Linked DNA regions of Homo sapiens: all the other regions are linked to region 6. Evidence: chromatin contacts called from ENCODE Hi-C or POLR2A ChIA-PET data. All regions are on one chromosome and are shown on one strand. Each heading gives the region's core, a stretch centred on a gene start or an enhancer-like site at or near the end of the contact. The rest is flanking DNA. Distances are from core to core; before and after follow the strand shown. Region 1 holds the start of PTP4A2 (protein tyrosine phosphatase 4A2). Region 2 holds the start of KHDRBS1 (KH RNA binding domain containing, signal transduction associated 1). Region 3 holds the start of TXLNA (taxilin alpha). Region 4 holds the start of TMEM39B (transmembrane protein 39B). Region 5 holds the start of KPNA6 (karyopherin subunit alpha 6). Region 6 holds the start of SNRNP40 (small nuclear ribonucleoprotein U5 subunit 40).

Evidence for each region. Hi-C counts contacts between places; a loop is a spot of excess contacts on that map. ChIA-PET counts read pairs that join two places held with the same protein, here RNA polymerase II (POLR2A). Pooled maps may share reads with other maps.
Region 1: a loop to region 6 is called in a pooled map, with 5 times the contacts of the local background. The contact joins the promoter of PTP4A2 here to the promoter of SNRNP40 in region 6. A Hi-C loop is called at or near these places in 2 of 37 single-sample maps with no recorded cell type and 6 of 50 pooled maps. POLR2A ChIA-PET finds 5 or more read pairs at or near these places in 1 of 52 experiments (GM12878).
Region 2: a pooled map shows a loop between it and region 6 (9-fold over the local background). The contact joins the promoter of KHDRBS1 here to the promoter of SNRNP40 in region 6. A Hi-C loop is called at or near these places in 1 of 37 single-sample maps with no recorded cell type and 11 of 50 pooled maps. POLR2A ChIA-PET finds 5 or more read pairs at or near these places in 1 of 52 experiments (MCF 10A).
Region 3: a pooled map shows a loop between it and region 6 (7-fold over the local background). The contact joins the promoter of TXLNA here to the promoter of SNRNP40 in region 6. A Hi-C loop is called at or near these places in 6 of 50 pooled maps.
Region 4: a map of B cell shows a loop between it and region 6 (30-fold over the local background). The contact joins the promoter of TMEM39B here to the promoter of SNRNP40 in region 6. A Hi-C loop is called at or near these places in 1 of 168 maps with a recorded cell type or tissue (B cell), 1 of 37 single-sample maps with no recorded cell type and 8 of 50 pooled maps. POLR2A ChIA-PET finds 5 or more read pairs at or near these places in 2 of 52 experiments (T-cell and activated CD4-positive, alpha-beta T cell).
Region 5: a pooled map shows a loop between it and region 6 (15-fold over the local background). The contact joins the promoter of KPNA6 here to the promoter of SNRNP40 in region 6. A Hi-C loop is called at or near these places in 7 of 50 pooled maps. POLR2A ChIA-PET finds 5 or more read pairs at or near these places in 2 of 52 experiments (CD4-positive, alpha-beta T cell and T-cell).

What each region holds. Positions count from the first base shown.
Region 1 is chr1:31,936,180-31,940,878 of GRCh38, reverse strand. It overlaps PTP4A2 (protein tyrosine phosphatase 4A2), which reads left to right and starts at 2,511. Exons shown (of 6, transcript NM_080391.4): 1 at 2,511-2,892. RefSeq lists enhancers at 1,925-2,194, 3,305-3,354 and silencers at 2,255-2,634, 2,837-3,008, 2,785-3,124.
Region 2 is chr1:32,012,530-32,016,863 of GRCh38, reverse strand. It overlaps KHDRBS1 (KH RNA binding domain containing, signal transduction associated 1), which reads right to left and starts at 2,996. Exons shown (of 9, transcript NM_006559.3): 1 at 2,487-2,996. The coding sequence starts at 2,868. RefSeq lists silencers at 1,988-2,097, 2,578-2,787 and an enhancer at 2,191-2,761.
Region 3 is chr1:32,176,731-32,181,030 of GRCh38, reverse strand. It overlaps TXLNA (taxilin alpha), which reads right to left and starts at 1,356. Exons shown (of 11, transcript NM_175852.4): 1 at 1,255-1,356; 2 at 517-717. The coding sequence starts at 685. RefSeq lists enhancers at 353-402, 413-572, 693-772, 660-1,418, 1,419-2,178 and silencers at 973-1,152, 1,293-1,482.
Region 4 is chr1:32,070,672-32,074,849 of GRCh38, reverse strand. It overlaps TMEM39B (transmembrane protein 39B), which reads right to left and starts at 1,911. Exons shown (of 9, transcript NM_018056.4): 1 at 1,799-1,911. The coding sequence starts at 1,802. RefSeq lists an enhancer at 1,907-2,512.
Region 5 is chr1:32,105,372-32,109,957 of GRCh38, reverse strand. It overlaps KPNA6 (karyopherin subunit alpha 6), which reads right to left and starts at 1,902. Exons shown (of 14, transcript NM_012316.5): 1 at 1,824-1,902. The coding sequence starts at 1,827. RefSeq lists enhancers at 1,172-1,689, 1,647-2,076, 1,690-2,208.
Region 6 is chr1:31,293,407-31,298,067 of GRCh38, reverse strand. It overlaps SNRNP40 (small nuclear ribonucleoprotein U5 subunit 40), which reads left to right and starts at 1,280. Exons shown (of 10, transcript NM_004814.3): 1 at 1,280-1,457. The coding sequence starts at 1,317. It overlaps ZCCHC17 (zinc finger CCHC-type containing 17), which reads right to left and starts at 1,036. Exons shown (of 8, transcript NM_016505.4): 1 at 993-1,036. RefSeq lists an enhancer at 1,302-1,511.

The sequences.
Region 1 (4,699 bases), core at 1,262-3,761, 640 kb before region 6:
GTGACAAAGTGAGACCCTGTCTTAAAAAAAAAAAAAAAGGCCAGGCGCGGTGGCTCACGCCTGTAATCCCAGCACTTCTGGAGGCCGAGGCGGGCAGATCATGAGGTCAGGAGATCGAGACCATCCTGGCTAACACAGTGAAACCCCACCTCTACTAAAAATACAAAAAATTAGCTGGGCGTGGCGGTGGGCGCCTGTAGTCACAGCTACTCAGGAGGCTGAGGCAGGAGAATGGTGTAAACCCAGGAGGTGGAGCTTGCAGTGAGCTGAGATCCCGCCACTGCACTCCAGCCTGGGTGACAGAGTGAGACTCTGTCTCAAAAAAAAAAAAAGGGGGGGGGCGGTAAAGGTAACTACTATTGGAGCCACTATTCTTATCCTTATGTTGTTAATGTTGTTATTACATTATTTTATTTCAGGGCCAGAAGGAGAGCTAGGTGGAGGGAAGGGTCATTCACTTGGTCAGACAATCTACTAGATGAAAACAAACAAGCAAACAATCTGCTAGACTGCCCCAAATAGATCCATTTAAGCAGGGGAGAATCTGAAAACAGGCAATTACAATTCCATGTTAAGTACTATGGTAGAGTATTGCACAAGGTGTTTTGCAACTTTATCGGAAGAATCAATAACTCACAGACGCAGCAAAAGTTTTGCAGAGGTGGTAGCTCTTTCTTTCAAATCAGTCTATGTTTCCAGGAAGTAGAAAATACTGCTTGCTGGAGGCAGACAGAATGCAAGTGAGCCCAGTCTGTGCTCCTCACCTAAGGGCCTTGCTACTGATCTGCAGCCCCTCCTGCTCCTCAAGGCCTCTCTCAACTCCCACACAGCCCTGCTAGCCAGCCTTGCCCTAGAATACCCCCTCCTGGGCCACCTGGTGGTGAACATCCTGGACTCTGTGCTGTGGCTTGATGCGGCTGAGTCATAAGACCTTTCTTTTTACTGCTAAGCGCTAATGGAAGCCTTCTGGTCAGAAGCAATGCCCCAAGTCTACCTTGTGGGGAAGGTCTAATGACGACAGATCACTGCTTCTCCCCGCAGGGCTGGATGAGCATGGATGTGGTGGCGAGGTGGGGGAGAAGCACCCACGGGAGCATCTTCATTTCTTCCTATATAGGCGCCAGTTCTGGGCAGGCAAGACTTCCCAGGGGTGGACAGAAAGAACAGACCCTCCCCAACCCGCAATTCCCAGGGGGAGACATCTCCCTCCCAAGCCAGCCTCCAATGCCGCACTTTGCCATCTGGTCGTGGCCCAAACCAGCCTCCTAGCTCGCTAGTGACCACATTTTCCAAACCAAAACTCAGGACGCATGATCTGGCAAAGAATTTCTGGCTAGCTTCCAAATGCAAGAGGCAAAAACCTTTCCACCTGAGAATCTCTACGATAATCTGCGTCGTTAAAGGTGACATTAAGTCGGAAAGCTTGAAATTCAGGGTCTCTTCTTTCTCACTTTCTCAACTCAAGCGTTTTCTTTTTCTTTCTTTTTTTTTTTTGAGACGGAGTCTCACTCTGTCGCCCAGGTTGGAGTGCAGTGGCACGATCTCGGCTCACTGCAAACTCCGCCTCCCGGGTTCAAGTGAGTCTCCTGCCTCAACCTCCCGAGTAGCTGGGATTACGGCCCTCCTTCCGGGCGGGCGCCACCATGCCCAGCTAATTTTTGTATTTTTAGCAGACACAGGGTTTCACTATGTTGGCCAGGCTGGTCTCGAACTCCTGACCTTGTGATCTGCCCTCCTCGGCCTCCCAAAGTACTGGGATTACAGGTATGAGCCACCGCGCCTGGCCCTTCTCAAGCGTTTTCATACGTTGTTATCGATACGTGAAAGAGCCCATGAGGTAGCTGATTATTATTTCCATTTAATAGTTGATAATACTTGGAATCACTTGCCCAAGATCCTACATCCTGAAAGTCTGAATTTTGGCTTGTCAGGGACAGTTCTTAGGGTGGGTGTGTGTCTTGTGGGCAGAGCTGGGGGTGGCGTATTAATATCTTCGACGAAGATGCACACGCCATTCATTTGGGGCCTCAGGAAGGGCAGCCGAGAACTGAGCTGGCCAGGTTCCCACTTCTGAGTTGGAAATCCCCAAGCCCAGGACGTGGCGGCCACCCCGTCCCATCAGGATCTGACCCGAGGCCTTAGGGCCAAGTAGCGAGAAAGAACCCTTCGACCTTGCAGGTCACACCTCGGCTGCAGGCCCTCGACCCAGCCCAGGTGCGGATGGGCGGGGCGCAGCGTGGGCGAGCGACTCCCCAGGCCACGTTCTGCCTTCCCTCCCCGATCACATGGACTCGCCTTCCGTAGCCGGGAGTGCGGAGCGGAACGAACCACGAGGAGGAGGAGCGGGGGAGGCGCCCAGGGCAGTGGGTCAGCGCCCCGCGGGGCAGGTGGGCGGGCCCAACTGCCCGCGAGCCGGCCAGCCAGCCAGTCAGCGAACGCGGAGGGCGGGCCGGTGGCCCTGCGCGCCGCGCCCCGCAGCGCCCCCTGAGGGGCGGCGGCGGGAGCTGGTTCCGGCTGCGCGCGCAGCGGTGGTGGTGGCGGCGCGATCGGCCGGGCTGTAACCGTCGTCTGTCCGGGAGCGGCTGGAGCGGCAGCGGCGGCCGGGCACGGCGCGAGGTGACGCCACAGGGCAGCGGCGGCAGCGGAGGCAGCGGCGGCAGCAGGAGACGCAGCGGCGGCCGCAGCAGCAGCAGCAAGACGGACTCGTGGAGACGCGCCGCCGCCGCCGCCGCCGGGCCGGGCCGGGTGTCGCGCGCCGAGGCTGGGGGGGAGTCGTCGCCGCCGCCGCCACCGCTACCGCCGCCGCCGCCGCCGCCGAGGTGACTGAGGAGAGAGGCGCCTCCTCGCTCCCGCCACCGCCGGACTTCAATGCCCAGTCCCCAGCTCGCCAGCGTGAGTGCGCCCCTCCCGGGCGGCCCCCGCGCCGGCGCCGGGGGCCTCGGGGAAGGGGAGGGCGGGAGGCGCCGCAGCCATTAGTGCAGGCCGGAGACACGTCCCCGGAAGGAGGGCCGGGCCGGGCCGGGGCGGGGGAGCGAGGGTGGGTGAGCGAGGGGCGGGCTCGTGTGTGTGGAAGGGAGAGAGCTGTGCGAGCGTGGGGGAGAGTGAGTTGGTGAAGGGAGGGCGTGTGAGTGGGGGACAGGGCTGAGTGTCCGTGCGAGGAGGTGGGGGGAGTGGGAGCGCGTCGGGAGGCAGTGTCGATGTTGGGGGAATGTGGGTGAGGGCAGGGGAGGGTATGGGTGTGTGGGGAGCGTGTGGGCATGAGGGGTGGTGGTAGAATGAGTGAGTAAATGGGGGAGGAGAGAGTTGAGAGTGTGGTAAAGAGCGGGTGAGTGTGGGGGGAGAACATGGTGTGTGTCGGTGAGAAGGTGCGTGGCAGAGGCAGGAGTGTGGTAGGGTGTGCCGGCGTGTGTCCAGTGTGTGAGCAGGCATCCTAGAGGCCCTTCCCCTTGGTCTTTGTGTGTGGCGATAGTGAACCCTGGTGTGTTGGGTTGGGGAGTTCTTTCCGGGAGCATCTTGTCCGTGGGTCTTCAGGTTCAAGTATGAGGAAAGGGGGTATAAGTCTCCTCCAGCGGCACTATGATCTTCTGGCTCTGGGATTTTAATTTTTTTCCCCCAGAAAGGATGTGATGTGTTTTTTTGTTGTTGTTCTATACATTTTTTTCTCCCACGTTTCATGACTTCAAAGTAAATTTTCAAATTTGTCAATGATGCCATCCTATCCTAGTCTGGGGCCCCTGAGAGCTAACGAAAAGAAGTTTGTCTGTTGCCCAAAATCCTACACTCTGGCCTGTAGAGTGTTCAGGAGCATAAACTTTTGTAAAGTACTGCTAGTTTTTCAGGTGAAGAGTATTTTATTGTTAGGTAAATTGAACTGTAGTCTGGTTTATTATTTCCTGGAATTTGTCAAGAAATTAGCAGTGACTAGCAATTCTAGTGTCACTGTAGGCATTCAGCAAATGTTTGTCTGTCCGGAGTCGCCAAACTACATTACACTGCTGAGTTGGAATATGGTACTTGCTGTCATGCTCTGTAAGAGAGAGTAGTTTCAGAGGGAAGTGAGTGAAGTTATGCCTTGCTGAGTGTGCAAAAGGAGATTAAGGATACAGAATGACACATTATCAGGGCTTCAGAATCACTTGCCAGCACACCATTGTATTGGTGAAGATGGTGAGAAGTTGTTTGCTGGTATTCTGATCTTGGCATTTTTAAGTTTCATAATGAATGGACTAATTATTATCATGGACTTTTCCCATTCTTGTGTTGTAAAAGTAGGGATTCTTGAAGAGTAGTACCTTGATAGGGATTTTACACATTGATATAATCTTAAAAATGATGTTATCTTAAAAATAATGTCTCCTAGAAGTTGGTAGTCTTTCACTTGATCTTAGCCAAAAGGCCGAGAAGCGATAGAAGTTGGTAGTCTTTCAGTATAAGCAAAGAGTAGTATGGTCCTTTTGTTTTTTTTTTGTTTGTTTTTGAGATGGAGTCTCGCTCTGTTTGTTGCCCAGGCTTCCCGGGTTCAAATGATCTTCCCGCCTCAGCCTCCCAAGTAGCTGAGAATACAAGTGTGTGCCACCACACCCGGCTAATTTTCATATTTTTAGTAGAGATGGGGTTTCACCTTGTTGGCCAGGCTGGTCTCGAACTCCTGACCTCCAGTGATCCACCTGCCTTGGCCTCCCAAAGTGCTGGGATTAAC
Region 2 (4,334 bases), core at 1,747-4,246, 720 kb before region 6:
ACGGTGAACAAAGTAGACAAAAGATTCCTGCGCTCTGGTGGAGCTGACATTCTAGCCATGGAGAATGGGTAATCAACAAACAAATACTGTACATAACGACAATATAGTGCAACAGATGCTGATAGTGAAAAATAAAGTAAACCCAGGAAAGGAAGAGGAGAGCTGTGTAGGTGGTACAGGAAGAGTGCTCAGGGTCTCACGGTACCTTATTGGGAATGGTCAAAGGTGCCTGGAGGAGCCACAGTCCCAAGCAGTAGACTCTGCTCTCTGGTTTCCTTTCTGTATCTTAGCCTTATCATCTTCACTGCCCTGTTAACACTGTGATACTTTCAAATATACTTTTTTTTTTTTGGTCACCTATCATCCCAGATAGATTTTAATATTTTGTCCAACTATAGCTTAAAGTACAATTTGCAGCAGGCACTATAGTGAGGGAACGGGGAAGGTGTGTAGACTGACCAAAAATCCTGGTTACGATGCTTACTAATTTTGTTACCTTAGGCAAATTATTAATCTCTGGGTGTCTTGGTTTCCTCATCTGTATAAGTGAGGATAATAAAAGTAAGTTCTCATTTCATTTTATAGGTTAAATATTTAATGTAAAGTGCTCAGACCTCAAACATTAAGTGTTAGCTATATTTTTCTTCCGTGTGTTCTTTTCTTTTTTTTTTTTTTTTCCTTTTTTGAGATGGAGTTTAGCTCTTGTTGCCCAGGCTGGAGTGTAATGGCGCAATCTGGGCTCCCTGCAACCTTCGCTTCCCAGGTTCAAGTGATTTTCCTGCCTCAGCTTCCAAAGTAGCTGGGATCACAGGCGTGCGCCACCACGCGAAGCTAATTTTGTATTTTTAGTAGAGACGGGGTTTCACCATGTTGATCAGGCTGGTCTCCAACTCCTGACCTCGCGATCAGCCCGTCTCGGCCTCCCAAAGTGCTGGGATTACAGGCGTGAGCCACCGCGCCTGCCCCTTCCATGTGATCTTACCAGAGCTTAAATACTACTATTCTATCTTCTCAAAGTCTCACTTCCGCACAATGGGTTGTGACTTCACTGCAATCCCCTTGCAAGATAATTCAGAAATACCTTAAAAGCCAGGCTCAACATATATTAACACTTATCCATGCTAGAAAGAATTCATACATCCCAAACCAACAGTAACCTCAATCACATTTCTCCAATTTCAGTTGGGTTTAAAAAAAATACATCCAGAAAGCCCAAGTTAAAAATAAAGAGCACTCTCTTAGTTAAGCAGTGAGGGGAGACTGAAAATTAAAAGTAACTTTTAAGGATCAACAGTTTTTGACAGTTATCTTAAGAAAGCATAAAAGATGAACACCACACTGGTAAAGATCCCTTACCTTACAGTGTTGGGAGACAGAGAACAAAGGGAGGGAGATAATATTTTCATAATGAACTGTCCATTATATTAACCTTGCCAAAGAGTCCAACTACTCATTCAGTGTTGAAGGATGTGAATTTTTACTTGCTTAGTAAAATTTAGGTATCATAAAAAATATTAAAATAATATTTTAACTAGAAGCGAAAGTCAGACAGCTTTAGGGAAAAATCAGAGCGACTAGGTGATTGGCCAGTGCTGATGAGGAAAAGAGCGCTAACCTACAGAACAAAGACTCTCATTTCTAATCTATTTCACTACTGAATCAAAAATGTAAAAAACAGCAACAAAAAGGCCAAGCCTTTCAGTACAAGCATCATGCAACTTCTCTCAATTTCTGTCCATCTCGTTGGGAAACGTCATGTGAACTACGCGGGAGTCCCTATCGTCCCATTTCACTGTCTCTAGGGTTACTTCACTCCTTCAACGACAGTGAACACACGGTGTAAAATGGCTCAGTAGCAATTCTTATTTTATCAGCCTTAGTCGGAAATCTGATTCGGAAACCTCAAGCTCCGATCCACATAAATCGCTCCTTCCTCCCAGCAACTTAAGCTGCGGTTACCGCTAAGTCCGGCTCGGCCCCAGCGACAGCAAGGCACTGGACAGGGCATTCCAGCCTCACCCCACCTCACCTCGGCCCTTCCTCCCACGGTCCCTCCCCGCTCTGGCTGTCTTCACCTCCTACACCTCGGTCGAGGCGCTCATCGCCACCCGCGATCAAAAAGGGTTTCCCTTCAGGGAAAGGGGGAAATGAAGGTTCATTTCTGGAAGAATCTGCGCGCCCGGCAGCCGCAAGAGGAGGGAGGAGGGAAGAGTCGGGAAAGGGGCGGGGAGCTCAGCACTATCCATCAAGACATTAGCGCTAGGGGATCGCAAAGTCGCCTTCGGGCCTCCACTGCAGCCTAGAAATTCTCCCACGCACTCCGGGCTGAGGTGGGAATGTGGAATCCAGGCTCCCAAAAATGAGGATGAGACCGGAACTCCCGACTGCCTCGGTCCCGAGGGGGCGGGAAGCGAGAGGAACAAAGCCAGGGCCACTCATGCCCGGGATGGCCGGGCGACCCAGAGGGACACGGGAGGCCCCCTTACCTGCCGTCAGCAGCTGCATGGCGTGAGTGAAGGACGGGTCGAGCGAGTCCTTCTCGGCCATGAGTTCGGGCAGGTACTTGTTCTCTGGCTCCATCTTGACCGAGGCTGTGGCCGAGGGGGGCAGCAGCGGGGTCGGCGCTGGCCCGCCCACTGTCGCGTCGGGACCCGTGGCCGAGGGCGGCAGCAGCGGTGGCGGCTGCGTGGCGGGCGAGGCCCGGGCGCCCCCGCGGGATCCCCCTCCGCCTCCCCGGGACCGGTGAGGCAGCGGCGGCTGCCGAGACGGCGTCTGACGCACCGAGGGGTGGGCACCGGAGGGGTCCATGGAGCCGCTACGGCCCGAAGACCGGCTCATGCGCGCGGCGGGGTCGTCCCGGCGCTGCATCTGGGAGGATGTGCGATCCAAGGAGCGAGAAAGCGACGCGGCAGCGACGGAGGCCCGAGCGGCGGTTGGCGGGGGTGGCAGAGCGGGAGCGGTAGCGACCGAAGCCGACCCGAGCGACCCAGCGAGAGAGAGCACCGGAAATGAGGCGGCGCGCGTGCGCAGCCAGCCACCGGCACCGCCCTTGGGTTTCTCCGCGGAGAACAAAGTCCCCAGTCCGGCCACGGCGCCTGCGCACCGCCGCGGCGTCCGAGAAGTCGCCTCCCGACTCTGGCTTTCCCTCCGCTCCCGCCAGGCCAGAGCTTGATGCGCATGCGCGGGAGGCAGTGGGCTCCGTTCGTTTCGTTTTCCACGTGACTCGGCGCTAGCGGAACACGTGTCTCCTCCCCTTTCTGGCGTGGAGGGGGCGGGAGCTGTGGAATGTCTTTGTCTGCGCGCGGGCCCGCGGAGTGTGGGGCGGGAGACCTGTTACTCGCGGGGCCACGCCCTCTCCAACGGCTGAGCAGTGGAGGGAGGCTGTGGGGAGTGGGGTGGGGGGCGGTCACCGAAGTAAGGAAGTAAAAGACTGCCGAGAGGGTCACGGAAAGGGGAGGGAGAGAGAATTGAGACCGCCTGGGGAGGAAGACAGGAGTGAGACAGACTGCACAGGGAGAAAGGAAGGCTGAGGGAGAGTCTGATGCAGGGGGAAAGTTGGGGAAGGGAAACCTGGAGGGAGAAATTGAGGAAGGACGGCTTGGTGGAAACACTGAAGGCGATTGGAGTACTTGAACTAAGAGGGATGGTTCAGATCAGAGATCTGAAGTCTAGCAAAGAAAAGGGTCCCAGACATCAGGGAACACAAGAAGTTGTTTCCAGTATATATATTTCCAGTATTACATATATTCCAGTCGGTTCTAAAACGGTTGACATTGTTGGTACGGGAAATCTTAAGCAGCATTTTAGCTCTTTTTACATATTTTACTGCTTTTTCTGAATTGTGTTTGTTTTGTTTCGCCGTCATTATTGCCAATTAAGTGTTTCTTCCTTCAAAAAGTGAGGTAGAGACCAGATCCTTAATCCACGTTGGTTGCATCATTAGGATGGCTTCTTCTACCACTCCAGACTTGCTCAAAGAGACCCTTGCCACTACTCTCAAAGGCAAGGTACATAGTGGACAGTCGCCTACGACGTTCTCCACATCCTGGTGTGCTATATGCAAGTGGAGCCTTAGGTCCCTACTTGTCCCATAAGCCATCAAAAGCCTGGTGCCCTCTCTAACTTTCCCTTCCCTCCGCAGATTATTTTCTTCTTCCATTTAAAGCACTCACTCCCATCTCTTTTCCTTCTGGATTAGTTCTCCTAATGAGCCCACACTTTTCAAAAGTCTTTGGGGACCGGTGCGGTGGCTTATGCCTGTAATCCCAGCACTTTGGGAGGCCTAGGTGGGAGGATTACTTGAGGCTAGGAGTTCGAGAGCAGCCTGGACAATA
Region 3 (4,300 bases), core at 107-2,606, 880 kb before region 6:
ATAGTAATCGTTGCCTAACTTCTTTAAGTCTGTTTACTTGTAAAATGACACAACTATTTCTCACTACCACCCGAACATATTTGTTAGATCATAAAAGTATGTAAAGCATCAGCACACAGGGATGGCACGGAGCAACTTCTAGTCCATCTCCTTCCCCCCCACAAAACCATTTCTTGCCATTCAGATCATTCTAGAAATGCCTCAAACAGGAAGGGCAGTTAGCTGCTGGTGGCTGAGGTGTTTCTAACGGGACCTGGATTTCCTGACTGGGTGCCTCGTTTGGCTGCCACCTGACTTAATCCCGTCGGAGCTTCTCTCCAGAACTCTGTTCCTGTGCTTAGAGGGGGCAGCTCCGCCAACTCGCCAGAGCGCAGGGGGGACCGCGGCCCCCAGCACTGTCCTCTCATTCTACATCTCCTCCTCCCGGACAACCTGGCCTCGGCCTGTAAGTCCAGAAGCGAGGCCGACCCCACAGCTCCTCCCCCTGCCCGCTGGCAACGCAGAGCTGGCACACACCCTCCGGCTTCCGAGGAGCCTGGCTGCTGCCGGGACCTTCTGCTTCTACTGCAGGAGCCGCCTGGCTGGGCCGCTCCTGGGCTCCCTCGGGTCCTGCTTCCGGTTGTCCTGGGCTGCTTTTTGGATTGGATTGTTTGGCAGCCCCGTTCTTTTTGTCTTGGTTCTTCATTGTGATGAGCGATGCTGGGTCAGGAGAAGATCCTTTAGAAACAAACACAGTTGCTATTTTCCAGACTTCGAAATTCTTCGCAGCCTGGATCAGAAATCCCCACAGCAGGCGCACAAAGCTTCTTAAAATAAACGGACCGGCAGGCCCGGGCGGAGGGCGCCAACGGCTCTCTGGTCTTGGCGGGTCAGGAGAGCCCGACGTGCCGGGGCAGGCTTTCGGGGCGCAGCTCCCACAGCGGGTGAGGGAAGAGGCCTCTTCTCCCTGGAGCCACTTCCCGGCACAACCGGCCCCCTCGCGGCAGGCCGGGCGCGGGATTGGCTCAGGGCCGGAGACTGACGTGGCGGGACTCCCGGCACCGCCCCCGCCCCTCAGGCCCCACGTGCGCCCCCCGCGCGCGCAGCCACCCACGCCCCGCGCGCCCTCAAGCCGCGAGGCACGCCCGCGCATGCGCATATCCCCAGACAGCCCCCGGCCCACGCGGGGAGTTGGCGTGATTTCCCCACAGGCCGAGAACATCCCGGCCCGCACACTCTCAAATAGTCTCGCCCACCGGCCGCCGCTGCACGTACCTCACCGCCGACGTCCGATGGCTTCCCCACCTCTGGCCTCGCACCGGAAACCCCGAGTAACTGCTGCCGGCCAGCCGCCTGCTCCCGCCTCAGCCAATCAATAGCCGGCGCCGGCGCGGAGCTTGCTGGGAAGGACGAAGCGAGGGCGGCCTCGGAGGCGGGCGCCCCGGCAGGGCGGGGCAGGGAAAAGACTACGCGTCCCTCTTTACGCAGGGGCTAGCCGCAGATCCCAAGGTGCATAAGGGACTGTAGTCCTGGGAGTCCAAAAGGAGCCCGTCATTCTGCACGAGTGCCCATGTCAACCTTGTTTCTATCTCGCAGAAGCTATGCTTCAACTCCCAAAGCCTTGCGCCTGGCTGTTGTTTCCTGCAGGCCTCCATCAAACCTTCCTCCCTGGCCGTGAACAAATGTGACTCCATCCGGGAACTCCGAGGACTCGGGAAGAGGGATAGAGTCCTGGGCTGAGACTCAGGAGACCCATACTCCAGTCCCAACTTCATCACGGATTTGCTGTGTGGCTGGACGTTCTGTTCTCTCTCTGGGCCTCAATGTCCTTCTTCCAAAGGAGGCTTTTAATAACAATAGCAGTTCCTTGAACGCTTACTGTGTGCTTTCCCGCTATCTAATAGCTTGGTTCTCATAACCACTCATAGAAATAACTACTATCTGTTATCCCCATTTTACGGAAAAGGACAGTAAGAGAAAGGTTAGGTAACTTATCCAAGGTCATATCGATAGTGAGTGGTTAAAACAGGGATTCAAAACTGGTAAGTCTGAGACCAGCACCCAGGTAATTACCTGGTCTTTCACCCAGAAGAAACACTACCACAGCAGGTTTCCCTGAGGCAGTCAAGGTAACTTGTGAAAGTAGGTCATATTTTCCCCTCTCCATTACCATTTTGGCAGTCAGTTCCTCAGAAAGGTGCTGAGTTAGGCTTCAGGCATATTCATGAGCCTTTTCTCTACCCCACACTCTACAAAGTCTCACTGGGGTTAAAGTAGAAAAAACCCCCACAGTTCCCTACACATGAGATCACAATTCTGTATCCCCATTGCTTCTGGATAATGAAATCAAACCCAACAATCCTTGTGCCTGGAATTTGAAGCCTAAGAGATTTGACTTTTGCCAAACCCAAAATTTTTTGAGGCCCAGTTCAAAGGTCACTTCAGAGCCTTCCCAGTGCTCTGCAAACCGTACTTGCTCCCTAGGTCTGCAGAGTTGTTACAGCATTAGCAGTGAGGTGTTGAAATTACTATTTACTTATAAGTCAGTTAATTTTGCAAGAACTGTTGGCTAAATAGTCTAGTCCCAGAGCCTCGCATCAGGCTGTGGGTAGAGAAGATTGTAAACTGTTGTGCTAATTGAGCGTTGGTTTAGGGCTGTTAGGATGTTAAATATTTCCCCCAAAGGCTCAGTGAAAGACTTCAGAGCCGTGCATGTTGGATTTCAGATTTTCAGATTGGGGAAGCTCAACCGGTAAAATTTGAGAAAATCCCAAATTGGAAACACTTCTGGTCCCAAGCATGTTGGATAAGAGATATTCAATTTTTAGTATAATGATGGAACTGAGGCTCAGAAAGGTTGGAATCTAGATGTCCTGAAACCAAGGCCCTGATTATTTCTAGAAAAGCATTCTGGAAATCTCTTGAGAAGGCACCATATAAATCAGGCCTTGATAGATTTCCATATAACAAGGGTGTTCTAGGTGAGATAAAGAACATAAAAATGTATGCATGGGGTGAGGGATAGAGGATGTAGTAGAAGGGTCAACAATAGCCTAGAGGGGCCAGTTGGGTAATGAGAACAGGCAAGAATAATTGACAGAAACATAGGTTAACAAGTTACTTTCTCCTTTGCTATAAACAATATATAGCAACAATATTAGCACCTGCCAGAGTGAGGGAGAGGTGGTGATTGCAGTAAAATACAGCAGCTCTTGCACATTGTTAGCAAGCAGAAACTCAGGCCGGGTAGGGCCAGATTGTATTTTTGTTTTTTAGACAGGTTTTACTCAGCTGCTGGGGCTGGAGTGCAGTGATCATAATAGCTCACTGCAGACTCGACCACCTGGACTCAAGTGATCCCCTTGCCCCAGCCTCCCAAGTAGCTAGGATTACAGGTATGTGCCACCACAGCCAGCTAACTTTTAAATTTTTTTGTAGAGACAGATCTCACTTTGCTGCCCAGGCTGGTCTTGAACTCCTGGCCTCAAGTGATCCTCCTACCTTGGCCTCCCAAAGGGTTGGGATTACAGGCATGAGCCACAGTGCTTGGCCTCTTTTTAAAAATGGAGACTTCAGGACAGTCTTTTTCAAGACAGACATTTGATTTAAAAAAAAAATGTTGGCAACTAATTCAAACTTAAACACGCTCTGCCAAGCAAAACCTTCCTGTGGGTTCAATCAACTTTCTGGCTGCTTGTCTGTAATCTCTGCTTTAGGAATTATCTAAACTGAAGGGAGGAGTCTGTGAACTATTTGATCTTAAGAGGTTCAGGCTGGGCACGATGGCTCATGCCTGTAATCCCAGCACTTTGGGAGGCGGAGGCAGGCGGATCACCTGAGGTCAAGAGTTCAAGACCAGCCTGGCCAACGTGAAACCCCGTCTCTACTAAAAATACAAAAATTAGCTGGGCGTGGTGGCGGGCACCTGTAATCCCAGCTATTTGGGAGGCTGAGGCAGGAGAATCGCTTGAACCCAGGAGGCAGAGGTTGCAGTGAACCGAGATCACGCCATTGTACTCCAGCCTGGATGCCAAGAATAAAAAACTCCGTTTCAAAAAAAAAAAAAAGGTTCAAAGGGCTGTAGAGTGGTGCTGATGAAACTAAGTCAAAATCATTTAGAGAAACTCTAGAAAATGCAAACTAAACTACAGTGACAGCCACAGATCAGTGGTTGCTGGAGGTGGGGCAGAAAGGAGGGATTCTCAAGCGGGAAGCTTACGGCTTATGAAGGTCATAGATATATTCACTATCTTGTGGTTGTTTTATGGGTGCATATGTGTTTCAATTTATCAACGTGTATATACTTTAAATATGTACAGTT
Region 4 (4,178 bases), core at 662-3,161, 780 kb before region 6:
TTTAATCCTCACTGAGACCTATGATCTGGCCCCTTCTTACATCTTCAGCTTCATCCCCTATCATTCTCTACCTCACACCCACCCTCTACCACCCGCCCCATGCTCTAAACATCTTGATCTTTCTTTCCTCAGCAAGCCAAGCTCATTGCTACCTCTAGCACTTATAATATCCTATCTGGAAAGCCTTTCCCGGACTGCCATTTCTGAAGTTTTGAAGTAACTCCCCATCACTCTCTCTCCAATTTCTATTCTTTTTTTCCACCAGAATTCACTCTCTGAAATTATCTTACTCATTTGTTAATATGCTTATTGCTTGTCTGTCCTATTACAATGAAAGGTCAATGAGGTCAGTTACCTTATCTTTTTCACTGCTATATCCCCTACCTCAGTGCCCAGCAAGTATATGTTGATGAGTGAATGAACCCAGCAAGGTAGGTTTTTCACACATTAGGAAACTCAGCTTACACTATGTCACAGTATCGTGGCTGGGTCGTGTGCTCTCAACTCTGGTACACATTGGGCCCCATTCAGACATAAGTTTCTGGAGGCCTATAACTCTGGGTAACTTTGGGACAGCTTTTTCATCCAGGGCCCCATGATTCAGCTCAAAGGGCATTCTGGGATCTCATGGGCAGGACCCAGGGCCTAAATAAAGGGTCAAGGATATGGCTGGGAGAATCCTGTGGCTGTGGACTGAAAAATTGGACCTACTAGGCTGAGCAGTCTAGCCCAAGCTCCCACGCACCACTTCGCACAAAAGTTCTGCACAAAGCTCCTAAGCACCTAAAAAAGTCACAACCTGACTGGGTGTGGTGGCTCACGACTGTAATCTCAGCAATTTGTGAGGCCGAGGCGGGAGGATCGCTTGAGACCAGGAGTTGGAGACCAGCCTGGGCAACATGGCGAAACCCGGTCTCTATTAAAAAATATATATACATACATATACATATTTTTAAAAAGTTATAACCTGTTCATACCTCTTCACAGTAACACAGCAGCCTCCATTCACATACACCCCACGCCGTAGCATCTCAGCTCGGAAGCGTTTCCCACACTTCGGAGCCAATTTTGGGCTTGGATGTATGCCCAAAATTATAAACCTCCACAAGTCTCTAAAAAGTACCTGGCGAAGAGCTCTGCCCTCCATAAACCCCCAGACCAGAAGCTCTGTTCATACGCTGTTATACTTGGCTTAGAAAATCCCACACAAACACCCTTAGTCCAGTCCAGAAGCTCTGCCCACACCCACTCTCCTCTCTTTAGAAGCTCTGCACCCACATAAAGCCCCTCAGCCCAGAAGCTCCGCCTACACACAACTGTCAGCCCAGAAACCCCGCCCACAAGCCAATAAAAGCCCTCTCAGCCCAGAAGCCCCACTCCAGAATGGGCTCCCTCAGTCGGAAGTCTCCCCGCTCCACCGCCCCCAGTGTAACCCCTCCAACCCAGAAACGCCGACTGCACTAGCGCCCCCTGCCCAGAATCTCCACCCTTAGCGCTGAAGCCACGCCCACTGGTAAGTCCCGCCCCCCTTTCTAGCCCCGACGAGCTGGTCCTCACGAAAGCCCAAGCCCCCACAGGGCTTCGTCTTAGAAGCCCCGCCCACCGTCCAATGTCCCGCCCCCACAACAGAGGCCCCACCCCGCAAAACGACAGGAGGGGGCGGGATCCCGTCTGCGCTCGCATCCCCTCCCCCTCCCGTCACCGGGCTCCTGTCCGCGTGGAGCAGCAATTAGCAGCCTGGCCATCCTAACCCGTGCGCCCGCTCGTTGCCAGGCCGAGCCTGAGCCGCTCTGCTCACCCATCTCCTCCCCCCGGTGCTCTCCGCTTCGCCGCCGCAGCTCCTGCGGGCAATATGTCGGAGGCGACGGCGGCCGGGAGAGGACTAACCGCCGCAGCCCAGTCCCGGGTATCAGCCGCGCGCTCCCGCCGCGCCGCTACATTTGCATACAAGGCGGGCTGGAAGCTGGCGCGCGCTTCTTAAAGGGGCCGCCCGGACGGAGGCGGTGCCTGCGCGCTCTTTGTCTCTCGGTCCCCCACGCCCTTCCTGCAGCTGCTGGTGAAGAGACTCAAGAGGGAGGGGAACGGAACCCACCTCCTGCTCTTCCCGTGCGTGTCTTCTCTCAGCATCTCCTGGACCGGGGCGGCGGCGACCGGAGGAGGGTGCGGAGCCGCCTCTCCGCTCCCCTAGGGGTGGACCATATCCCTGACCGGTCCGCAGGCACCTCCAGCCCAGCCCCACGTTGCGCTTCATCCTTCTCTTAGGCCTCACTGCGCTTTAGTCCACCCCAGTCAAAATCCAGGAGTCATTTCCTCCCTCCCTCGGCCCCCACATCCGATCTTTGCCTTAGTCTTTGTGAGCCTAAGTCCTAAATATTTCTCACATTTGACGTTACTCACCGTTCTCATTGTCAACACCGTGGTTCAGATCCTGACTGCCATTTCCCAGCCTTGCAATCTTGTTTTTTTATGCTTTACGATGAGGCTGCTGATGGTCACCGTGTAGGTTTCGGTGAGGGTTAAATGAAATAGAGCATGCAGAACTGAGTCTGTTTTAGTATTAGCCATCACGATGTTTGGAGAAGCATTGACTAAATGAGCTACATTTATTGTCATTAGGATTCTTCCCTCACAAGACCTACAAGCAGTTTTAGTCATCTTGTAGCTCCATTGCTTAGCACAGTGCTTGGCACTTAATAGCAGTATTCAATTAATTGAATGAATTAGTAGATATTTCATTAATAGTCATAGAGCTTACAGTCAAGTGGGAGGAGATAGACATGAACAAAATTGGTAAATTCTGTAGTATGTTAGATGGGAATGGTGTGAAGGAAAAACAGGAAAGGGGGATGGGGTTGCAGTTTTAAATAGGGCAGGCAGAGCAGGCTTCAGAGTTGACTTGAGTAAACACATGAAGGAAATGAGTGAGTCAGTGGTGCAGATTTCTGGAGAAAGGGGGCATTTCAGGCAGAGGGAATAGTTAGTGCAAGGTCCCTCAGGCAGGAGGGTGTATTTATTTTATTATTTTGTTTTTTGAGGGGATGGAGTCTCTGTTGCCCAGGCTGGAGAGCAGTGGCTCGATCTCGGCTCACTGCAACCTCCACCTGCTGGGTGCAAGCGATTCTCCTGCCTCAGCCTCCCAACAAGCTGAAATTACAGGCGTGCACCACCATGCCCGGCTAATTTTTGTTTTTGTTTTGTTTTGTTTTTTTGAGACTGGAGTCTCCCTTTCTGTTGCCCAGGCTGGAGTGCAGTGGTACGATCTCGGCTCACTGCAACCTCCGCTTCCCGGGTTCAAGCGATTCTCCTGTCTCAGCCTCCCAAGTAGCTGGGATTACAGGCACCCGCCAGCATGCCCGGCTAATTTTTCCATTTTTAGGAGAGGCGGGGTTTCACCATGTTGGCCAGGCTGGTCTCAAACTCCTGACCTCAAATCATCCACCCACCTCGACCTCCCAAAATGCTGGGATTACAGGTGTGCACCACCACGCCTGGTCTAATTTTTGTTTTTTTGTTTGTTTGTTTTTTTGAGACGGAGTCTCACTCTGTCCCCAGGCTGGAGTGCAGTGGTGTGATCTCGGGTCACTGCAACCTCCACCTCCCGGTTTCAAGTGATTCTCCTGCGTCAGCCTCCCAAGTAGCTGGGACTACAGGTGTGTGCCACCACACTTTGCTAATTTTTTGTATTTTTAGTAGAGATGGGGTTTCACCATGTTAGCCAGAATGGTCTCAATCTCCTGACCTCATGATCCGCCTGCCTTGGCCTCCCAAAGTGCTGGGATTACAGGCACGTGCCACCACCACCGGCTAATTTTTGTACTTTTTAGTAGAGACGGGGTTTTACCTTGTTGGCCAAGCTGATCTTGAACTCCTGACCTCAAGTGACCTGCCAGTCTCGGTCTCCCAAAGTGCTGGGATTACAGGCGTGAGACACCACGCCCAGCCAAGAGGGTGTGTTTGAGAAATAAGGAGGCAAGTGTGACACAGGTATAGATATAAGAGTAGGACATGAGAAGGGATAGATCATGTAGGGCTGTGTGGCTTTTACTTTGAATGAGATGCAGAGCTATTATAGGGTTTGAACTTCTATTTAAAAGAACTATTCCAGCTGTATGGTGAGAATAGACTGCAGGGGCACCAAGGTGGAAGCAGGGAGACCAGGCAGGAGGCTGTGGCAATGA
Region 5 (4,586 bases), core at 653-3,152, 810 kb before region 6:
AGTGGCCGGGCATGGTGGCTCACGCTTGTAATCTCAGCACTTTGGAAGGCGAGGCGGGAGGATCACGAGGTCAGGAGATCAAGACCATCCTGGCTAACACGGTGAAACCCCGTCTCCACTAAAAATACAAAAAAATACAAAAAAAATTATCCAGGCGTGGTGGCGGGCACCTGTAGTCCCAACTACTCGGGAGGCTGAGGCAGGAGAATGGCGTGAACCCGGGAAGGTGGTAGTTGCAGTGAGCCGAGATCGCGCCAATGCACTCCAGCCTGGGCAACAGAGCCAGACTCCGTCTCAAAAAAAAAAAAAAGATTTCATAATGGGCCCACATGCAAAAACAAAAAGCAAAACAAAACAAAATAAACAAACAGAAAACCCAAACACATTTACAACTTTGCCTAGGGTTAAAAGCTTTTTTCCCCTTTTCTCCCTGCCCAACCACTAGAGGGCCAGGTCATTTAAAAAAAAAAACAAAACAAAAAAACAGGCTGGACGCAGTGGCTCACACCTGTAATCCCAGCACTTTGGGAGGCCGAGGCAGGCGAATCACTTGAGGTCAGGGGTTCGAGACCAGCCTGGCCAACATGACGAAACCCTGTCTCTACCAAAAACACACAAAAATCAGCCGGGCGTGGTGGTGGGTGCCTGTAATCCCAGCTACTCGGGAGGCTGAGGCAGGAGAATCGCTTGAACCCGGGAGGCAGGAGGTTGCAGTGAGCCGAGATCGCGTCACTGCACTCCAGCCTGGGCGACAGAGCAAGACTCTATCAACAACAACAACAAACAGCAGTTACAAACTAGGCTTGGGAGTGTTCACCCTGGCTTAGCCACTGCATGACCTTGGGTAAGTTACTTTACCTCTCTAAAGCTCAGCTTCCACATCTGTAAAATGGCAATGGTAGCATCTATTTCCTTAGGTTGTACAAATTAAGTAAAACAAGACATGTAAAGCAATCAGAACAATGCCCGTACGTAGAAAGAGCTTAGCAAATTTCACAATTTTTACTGCTTTAGAGGAATTACCACTGTTGGTTCTGTCTCTAAATCCAAAGACTTCGCCATGGTATTCTCTCTGAACAGAGGCCTTGCCAGCCGGAGTCCCCTCAGAAAGATCAACAGGTCGCTCCTTTTCTCCTTACCAGGGCCAGCCCAGAAACCTAAAGTCCTCAACCTAAAGATGGCCAAGAGGACTTGGCCTTTGGTGTTCTACCATCACAAGCGATGCCACTCTGAGCCCAACCGAACCACACTATTTCCGCCTTGATTCCGTTCTCCCGGCCTTCAGCGGCGCAAGCTGCCCTCGGCCTGGCTGCCCATGCTTACCGGCCTAGTGCTGGCTCGCCTGACGTCCCCTCACTAGAGGACTCCACCTCGCTACGTAGGTAGGACTTCCCTGAGTTCAGGGGAGCCACTGAATCTAGTCAAGACACGCGTTGGCCAAACACAACCCAGGAGAAAGCTACCTTAGCGCCGCCCAGGCCTGCCGCCGGGAGCCCGTCCCCCAGCCCCAGTCTGGGCGCAGGACAGAGAGTAGGCCCCTTTCTACCTCCCAGGAACACGTGGGCTCCTGCCCGAGGCCACCATGTGGGGGGCTCCAGGCGTGCCAAGGTGTCCCCGAAACCAGCACCAAAGGACTGCTTCCAGCACGGGCCCTAGCTCGGCCCAAAACTGGCAAGAGGGGCACTCCCGGCCTGACTTTTCCCCTCAGACCTAGCTAGAGGGGATGCAGACATCTTCCGCAGACCGGAGACAGGCTCTCGCCAAATCCCAGGCCCCGACACTCCCTGAGCCCAAGAACCCTACTGCGTGGTTTCCTCACTCACCCATCGCGGGTCCGCTCGCTCACTCTTGGCGGCGGAGGCAACGGCGGCAGCTTCAGCGGCAGCTTTCAGTAGACAATATGGCGGATCTGTAGGACGGCAGCCCGAAAGGGACAAACCAGTTAACTCCAGGACGAAACGCTTTATTGGCCCAATCGCCTATCATTACACCGAAAGTGCGCACTTAAAGAGACCGCAGCTACTAAAGGTGGGGAGTGGAAATGAAATAGGAAAGGAGTGGTTGGGAGGAGACTGGAAGGGATACCTAAGAAAGTTAAGTGTGTCTAGGAGTTCCCAGCTGTTTCTGCTACTATTTCTTTTTTATAGTGAGATTTCTTTACCCGGAACTTTTTCTCCCAGAAGCTTATCCCTCCTTTTTTTTTTTTTTTTTTTTTTTTTTTTTTTGAGACGCAGTCTCGCTCTTGTCCCCCCAGGCTGGAGTGCGATGGCGCGATCTCGGCTCACTGCACACTCTGCCTCCCGAGTTCAAGCGATTCTCCTGCCTCGGCCCCCCGAGTAGCTGGGATTACAGGCGCCTGCCACCACGCCTGGCTAATTTTTGTATTTTTACTAGAGACGGTGTTTCAACCATGTTGGCTAGGCTGGTCTTGAACTCCTTACCTCAGGTGATCCGCCCGCCCCCAAAGTGCTGGGATTACAGGCTTGAGCCACCGCTCCGGGCCAGTTTATCCCTTCTTCTAATAGTTGAAACCAATCGGCTGGGCGCTGTGGCTCACGCCTGTAATCCCAGCACTTTGGGTAGGCCGAGGCGGGCGGATCACCTGAGATCAGGAGTTCGAGACCAGCCTGCCCATGGTCTCTACTAAAAATACAAAAATTAGCTGGGTGTGGTGGCGCATGCCTGTAATCTACTTGGGAGGCTGAGGCAGGAGAATTGCTTTAACCCGGGAGGCAGAGGTTGCAGTGAGCCGAGATTGTGCCACTGCATTCCAGCCTGGGAGACAAGAGCAAAACTCCGTCTCTAAAAACAAAAACAGCAATCATAGACCTTGGGCTGAATATGAACAACGAATCATCTAGAGAGGGGAAGTGCCTTGCTCAATGAGGCTATGGAGAGAAGGAAACAAAGAAGTAAGACTAAACTCAGGTTTTCTGATTAGGCCTACGTAGGTAGCCCTAGTTGAGGTTGCAATCTTATTGGGAGATGAGAAATAGAAAAATAGGGCTGGGTGTGGTGGTTCACGCTTGTCTATAATCCTAACACTTTGGGAAGCTGAGGCCAGAGAATCACTTGAGGCCAGGAGCTCAAGACCAGACTGGGCAACACAGTGAGACCCCATCTCCACAAAAAATAAATTAAAAGAAAAAAATTAGCCAGGCATGGTAATGAGCACTTGTACTTGGGCGGCTGAGGCGAGAGGATCACTTGAGTCCGGGAGGTCAAGGCTGCAGTGCCATGACTGTGTCACTATACTCCAGGTTGGGTGATAGAGTGAGACCCTGTCTCTAAAAAAAAAAAAAAGAGAGAGAGAGAGAGAGAAAGAAATGGGCTGGACATGGTGGCTCATTCCTGTAATCCCAGCATTTTAGGAGGCTGAGGCGGCAGATTGCTTGAGCCCAAGAGTTCGAGACCAGCCTGGGCAACATAGCAAGATCCCCCGTCTCTAAAAAAAAAAAAGAAAAACAATGAGACCCATGCAGTATAGTTAACAGAGTGATTTCATAATCATTTCATTTATCCTCACAGCAAGCTCCTTGAAGGCAGGGGTGGGTTCTATATTGTTTACCACCGTATCTCCAGCACCTAGCACAGAATCTGGCACATTGTGTGTGCTCCATAAATAACTATTGAATGAATAAACAAAGGAATGAACAAAAAATTGAGTTACACAGAGCAAGGGACATGATCTCCCCTTTTAGAGATGAGGAAATTGAGGCTTTTATTGTTCATATGCCTTTTCAATCACGGGACGTATGGCTAGTACATATCAGGCCTTTCTTTTTCCATGACATGGCAGCCCTCCTGTCCCCCACCTCGACACACAGAGCCAGGCTATATCTTCAAGACACAGAGGGATCTATCTTCTGGAAGCAGAACAAGGGCCTGTCACAACAAACTGCCAACTTTAGTTGTGCGCCTGGCCCATTTTCTTGAGGCAAAGAAATCAAAAGGAAAACTCTAGGATGAAGGTCAGGAAGGGGCGCACTTTATTTCCCTTCCTACTGCCCCTGCTTAAGGTGAGACCTCATCACTTTGCCCTGTTCTGTTTTGCCTGCCTCCTCTCTGGCCTCCTGCCTCCAGACTCTCCGGCTCCCACCCACTATCTCCTGAAAAGCAGAGACCTATAATCTCAGCTACTGGGAAGGCTGAGGTGGGAGAATTGCTTGAGCCCAGGAGTTCAAGACCAGCCTGGGCAACACAGAGAAACCTGTCTCATTAAAAAAAAAAAAAAAAAAGAAAAAAAAAAAGAAAAAAAAAAGCAGAAACCTTACAGTGTAACTCTTCTGCTTAGCAACTTCCTACTGCCTGCCCTTAGGTAATGCCCAGACATTTTAATCTGGCACAGACTGGTCCTTACCTGCTTCTTGGGACACTCCCCACCAGGCAATGCAGGCTCCAACCATATTTGGAGAACCACTTTTCTTCAAATATGCGCCTGTCTTCTCATGTGCCTTTGCATATGCTGTTCCCTCTGCTTAGAATGCAGTGCCCTCCTTTCCCCACTTAACCATGAGAACTACTCACTTTTTTTTTTTTTTTTTGAGACAGAGTTTTGCTCTTGTTGTCCAGGCTGGAGTGCAATG
Region 6 (4,661 bases), core at 31-2,530:
TTCACACCACTGAGCCTGAGGGATCAAGTCCCCTCCTCCACCACACCCCACTGGGGGAAGACGGCTCAGTGGTATCTCATCCGTTTTAAAATAAAAGCTACAAATTCCTGCAAGGTCTGACCGCTATCACGTACAGCTTCATCTTGTACCATACTCCCTTCATTCTCTTTGTACCAGCCACACTGGCTCTTTGTGCTTTTAGTCATTTTCCTCCCAAGTGCCTCAGGGCTCTGAACAAGTAGTTCTCTATGGAAGGTTCTGCCTTCACTTCTTCACCTAATTAATTACAACACTTCCTGCAGCTACCAGCGCAGGCATCTTTTCCTCTGAAAAACCTTCCTGCTTATTTCAGGCACTCATAGCATCAGGCAGCAGTAGGAGGCATTTCCATGTATTAGTGAGGTCATTGTTTAACGTTTTCCCCACCAGAGTTAAACGCCCTGAGAGTAGGGACCGTGCCCGGTTCACAACATACCCCCAACGCGCTGCTAAATGAATATCAGCAGGACGACTGAGGCAATGACCACGTTCATGGGCATGAGTCTCAAATTTCTCAACAAGACTGTGCTCTGGAGAAGGAGTCGGACATTTCCTTCATCACTGTCTCTCTCAGGGGGGCATACAGTAGGCCCTGATCAAAAACTGCAAAATCAGTGGCAGAAACAAGTCAGCCTCCTCGGCCAAATGGGGCACCGGAGGAGGCTGGGACGCAGGCCTTTCTCCCTGGGAATGCCCGGCACAGGACTGGCCACGATGGGCGCTCTTGAAGAAGGGAGCCGCAGGGGCTGGGTCTTGCCGCCAGAGACCCCAAGGCTCCGCTCCTGCCCCGAAAGGGAGCCCAGGCTACTACTTACCACAGCTGGGGACTCGGGGCCCGCCTCCCACCCCTTGCTGTCAGCACCCTCAGCTGAGAAGGGCAGGTTCAGACTGCACAACCGAGGCGTCGCCTCCAGACTCAGGCAGCCACCCACCCCGTTCTTCCTCATACGTACTAGGCGTCAGCTCCAGGTCCCCGAGTCGCTGCGCTGAACTAAACGCCGACCCCAGTCAGCCAGCGCGTTTCCACCCACAAGACCCAGCGCGCCTAGGGCGGTCGCCAGCTCCGTCCACCAATCCTGGTATCGCACTCTCATGACGTCAGAAAGATATGCCCAATAACAAGAGACTATCCGAGGGCGGTGCAAATGGAAATATTGAAAGCCGATTGGTTCTTCCAAGCTGGAAGTTGTGGAGGAAGGACTAATTTGGAACCAATTGCGTGGCGCCTGAGAGCGGCAGCGCGGTCAGTGGCGGCGCTGAAGAGACCGGTTGCCGCCATGATAGAACAGCAGAAGCGTAAGGGCCCAGAGTTGCCGCTGGTTCCAGTCAAGCGGCAGCGGCATGAGTTGCTGTTGGGAGCGGGGTCTGGCCCAGGAGCCGGGCAGCAGCAGGCGACGCCGGGAGCCTTGCTGCAAGCGGTAAGTGAAGAAGCAGGCGGCCTTTGGCCCTCAGCTCATCTTCCTCCCCTCAGAGCGCTGTATCTGGTGATCCCTGACCCTTTCCCGCATTGCGGGGGCAGAACGAGAGTTTCTACGCAGAGTTAAAGCACATAAACACTGTAAAAGCTCCCCATAGCCTGCGAATGCTGCGTACGTGTTCCCCCGTTTGGCGCCCGTTTTCAGCCTCTCGACTGCCCTGAGATAGCATTAGAATTAGAGTTGAGGACCTTGGGCTCAAAACCCTGACCCGGGTTTAAGCATCCTGACTCTAACATGGATCTGGCATAGAACAAAAATTCCGAAGAGTGTGTAGAATGAATGAATGAGGGAGGGAAGAAAAAAGGGAAATGATTTGTGTTGGCTCGTTTTGGGACTTTGGGCAAGTTGCTTTTCCCTTTATTTCTCTGCACTAGTATTATTAACAACTAAATAGCAGCTAACATTCATTGACTCTTGTACTAAAGTGTTTCGTATATGAAATTTCCATTGATCTTGGTAGCAGCCTGTTAGGAACGTTATTAACCCATTTTGCAGATGGAAAAACAGACTTACCAAGTACGTGATAGAAGCAGATTTCGAACTGAGAAACCATGCTCCTAACTACATTTTTTGTAAGATAGAAATAGTGATCACACTTCTAATGTCCTGTTTAGGCTCAGACGAGGAAATACGAGTGTCCTCACATCTCCTCAATAAATCCTGCTGGCACCGTCCTCAAAATAGGTCTAGAATTGCTACTTCTACCATCTCCATCATTGCCTCATGGCCTAAGCCATTATTATCTCATCTGGCATTTTTGTAGTGGGACCCTAACTGGTCTTCCACTTTCTACCTTTGTATCAGCACCTGTTACCAAGCCAATAACCAAAGGAATCCTTCTAAACATCAGATCACATTACACTCTGCAGAAAACTTTCTGGTGGCTTTGTACTTCATCCAGAGTAAAAACCAAAATTCTTGTAATTATTTGCCCTCTTTCCCTTTACCTCTCTGACCAATTTCTTATTGCTCACCTGGCTTCAGTTACTCTCTCTTCCAAGCCTCTGCTTCAGGACCTTTGCATTTGCTGTCCTCTCTGTGGGATTGCTCTTCACAAATGTTTACATGGTTTACTATTCAGCTCCTGCGAATATTTGCCCAAATGTAATTTTTTCAGTGAGGATTTTCCTGACCACCCTATTTTAAATTGCAGTACCACATACTGTGGAACCCACATTGCTTCTCTCTCTCTCTTTTTTTGTTTTTTTGTTTTTAGACAATCTCTCTGTGTTGACCACTGGCTCAGTACAGCCTCCACCACCTGGGCTCAAGTGATCCTCCTGCCTCAGCCTCCTGAGTAGCTGGGACCACAGACACACACCACCACATCTAACTAATTGTATTTTTTTGTAGAGACAGGATTTCACTCCTGAGCTCAAGCAATCCGCACACCTTGGCCTCCCAAAATGCTGAGATTACAGGCATGAGCCACCATCCCCATCCCTTCTTTTGCTCTATAGCACATGACACCACATATATAGTTTGCTTGTTTTCTCTCACCTTCCCTTCTCCCTTCCCCCTTTCCCACTGGAACAGCGAGCTCCATTGTTTATTTTGTTCATTGCTGTTTGCCCAGTGCCTAGCACGTAACTTCTTTTTTTTTTTTTTAAGATGGAATTTTGCTCTTGTCACCCAGGCTGGAGTGGAGTGGCGCAATCTCGGTGCACCGCAACCTCCGCCACCCGGGTTCAAGCGATTCTCCTGCCTCAGCCTCCTGAGTGGCTGGAATTACAGGCGCCCGCCACCATGCCTGGCTAATTTTTGTATATTTTTAGTAGAGACGGAGTTTCACCATGTTGGTCAGGCTGGTCTCAAACTTTTGACCTCAAGTGATCCGCCCACCTCAGCCTCCCAAAGTGCTGGGATTACAGGTGTGAGCCACCGCGCCCAGCCTGCACATAACATTTTTTAAAACTAAATGAATCTGGCCGGGCTTGGTGGTGGGTGCCTGTAATCCCAGCCACTCGGGAGGCTGATGCAGGAGAATCGCTTGAACCCAGGAGGCGGAGTTTGCGATGAGACGAGATCACGCCATTGTACTCCAGCCTGGGCAACAGAGCAAGACTCCTTCCCCAAAAAATAAATAAATAAATAAATAAATATGAAAATGCTGGGAAGTACTGAAGAGATTTGGGGATTATGGGTAGTATACTTCTCCCATTTGACAAGTGAGCATATCAGCCCATGTTTAGATGAATTGCCCAAGTGTCATCTTGGTGTCCAAGACCATAATCAAAACTACTTCACCCATGCTGAGGATCCGTTTGCTATGAAAAAATAAGAAATAAAAATAGGCCAGGTGCAGTGGCTCATGCCTATAATCCCAGCACTCTGGGAGGCCAAGGCAGGCAGATCACATGAGGCCAGGAGTTTGAGACCAGCCTGGCCAACATGGTGAAACCCCATCTCTACTAAAAATACAAAAATTAGCCGGGCGTGGTTGTGCATGCCTGTAATCTTGGCTGCTCGGGAGGCTGAGGCACCAGATCCCTTGAACCCAGAAAGCATAGGTTGCAGTGAGCCGAGATCACACCACTGCACTCCAGCCTGGGTGACAGAGCAAAACTCTGTCTCAAAACACACAAAAAAAATTAAAAATAAAACAAAACTATTTCACCCAGTACTCCATACCAAGCAGAGTTGTTGGGAAAGTCAGTTCCATCATTTGTTAAATGAGCCAGGCCAAATGTGGTGGCTCATTCCTATAATCTTAGTGCTTTGGGAGGCCAAGGAGGGAGGCCAGGATTTTGAGACCAGCCTAGGCAACGTAGCAAGACCTCATCTCCACAAAAACTAAAAAAATTAGCATGGCATGCTAGTTCATGCCTGTAGTCCTGGCTACTCAGGAGGCTGAGGCAGGAGGATCACTTGAGCCAAGGAGTTTGAAGCTGCAGTGAACCATGATCACACTACTGCAGTCCAGCCTAGGTGACAGAGTGAGACCCTATCTCCAAAAAAAAGTTGGTCGTACAACAAGAGCTGAGAGAGTGAACAAGAGAGTCATTATAACAGGTAGATAATGGAAAGTTTCAGAGAGTGTCAAGTTGGAGGCATTCATATGAGAAGAGCTACCATTCTGTAAGTCAGATGAAACCCACTTAATCATTGTTTTCTTGGTCTTTTCCCTCCACTCCCCACCCCCTA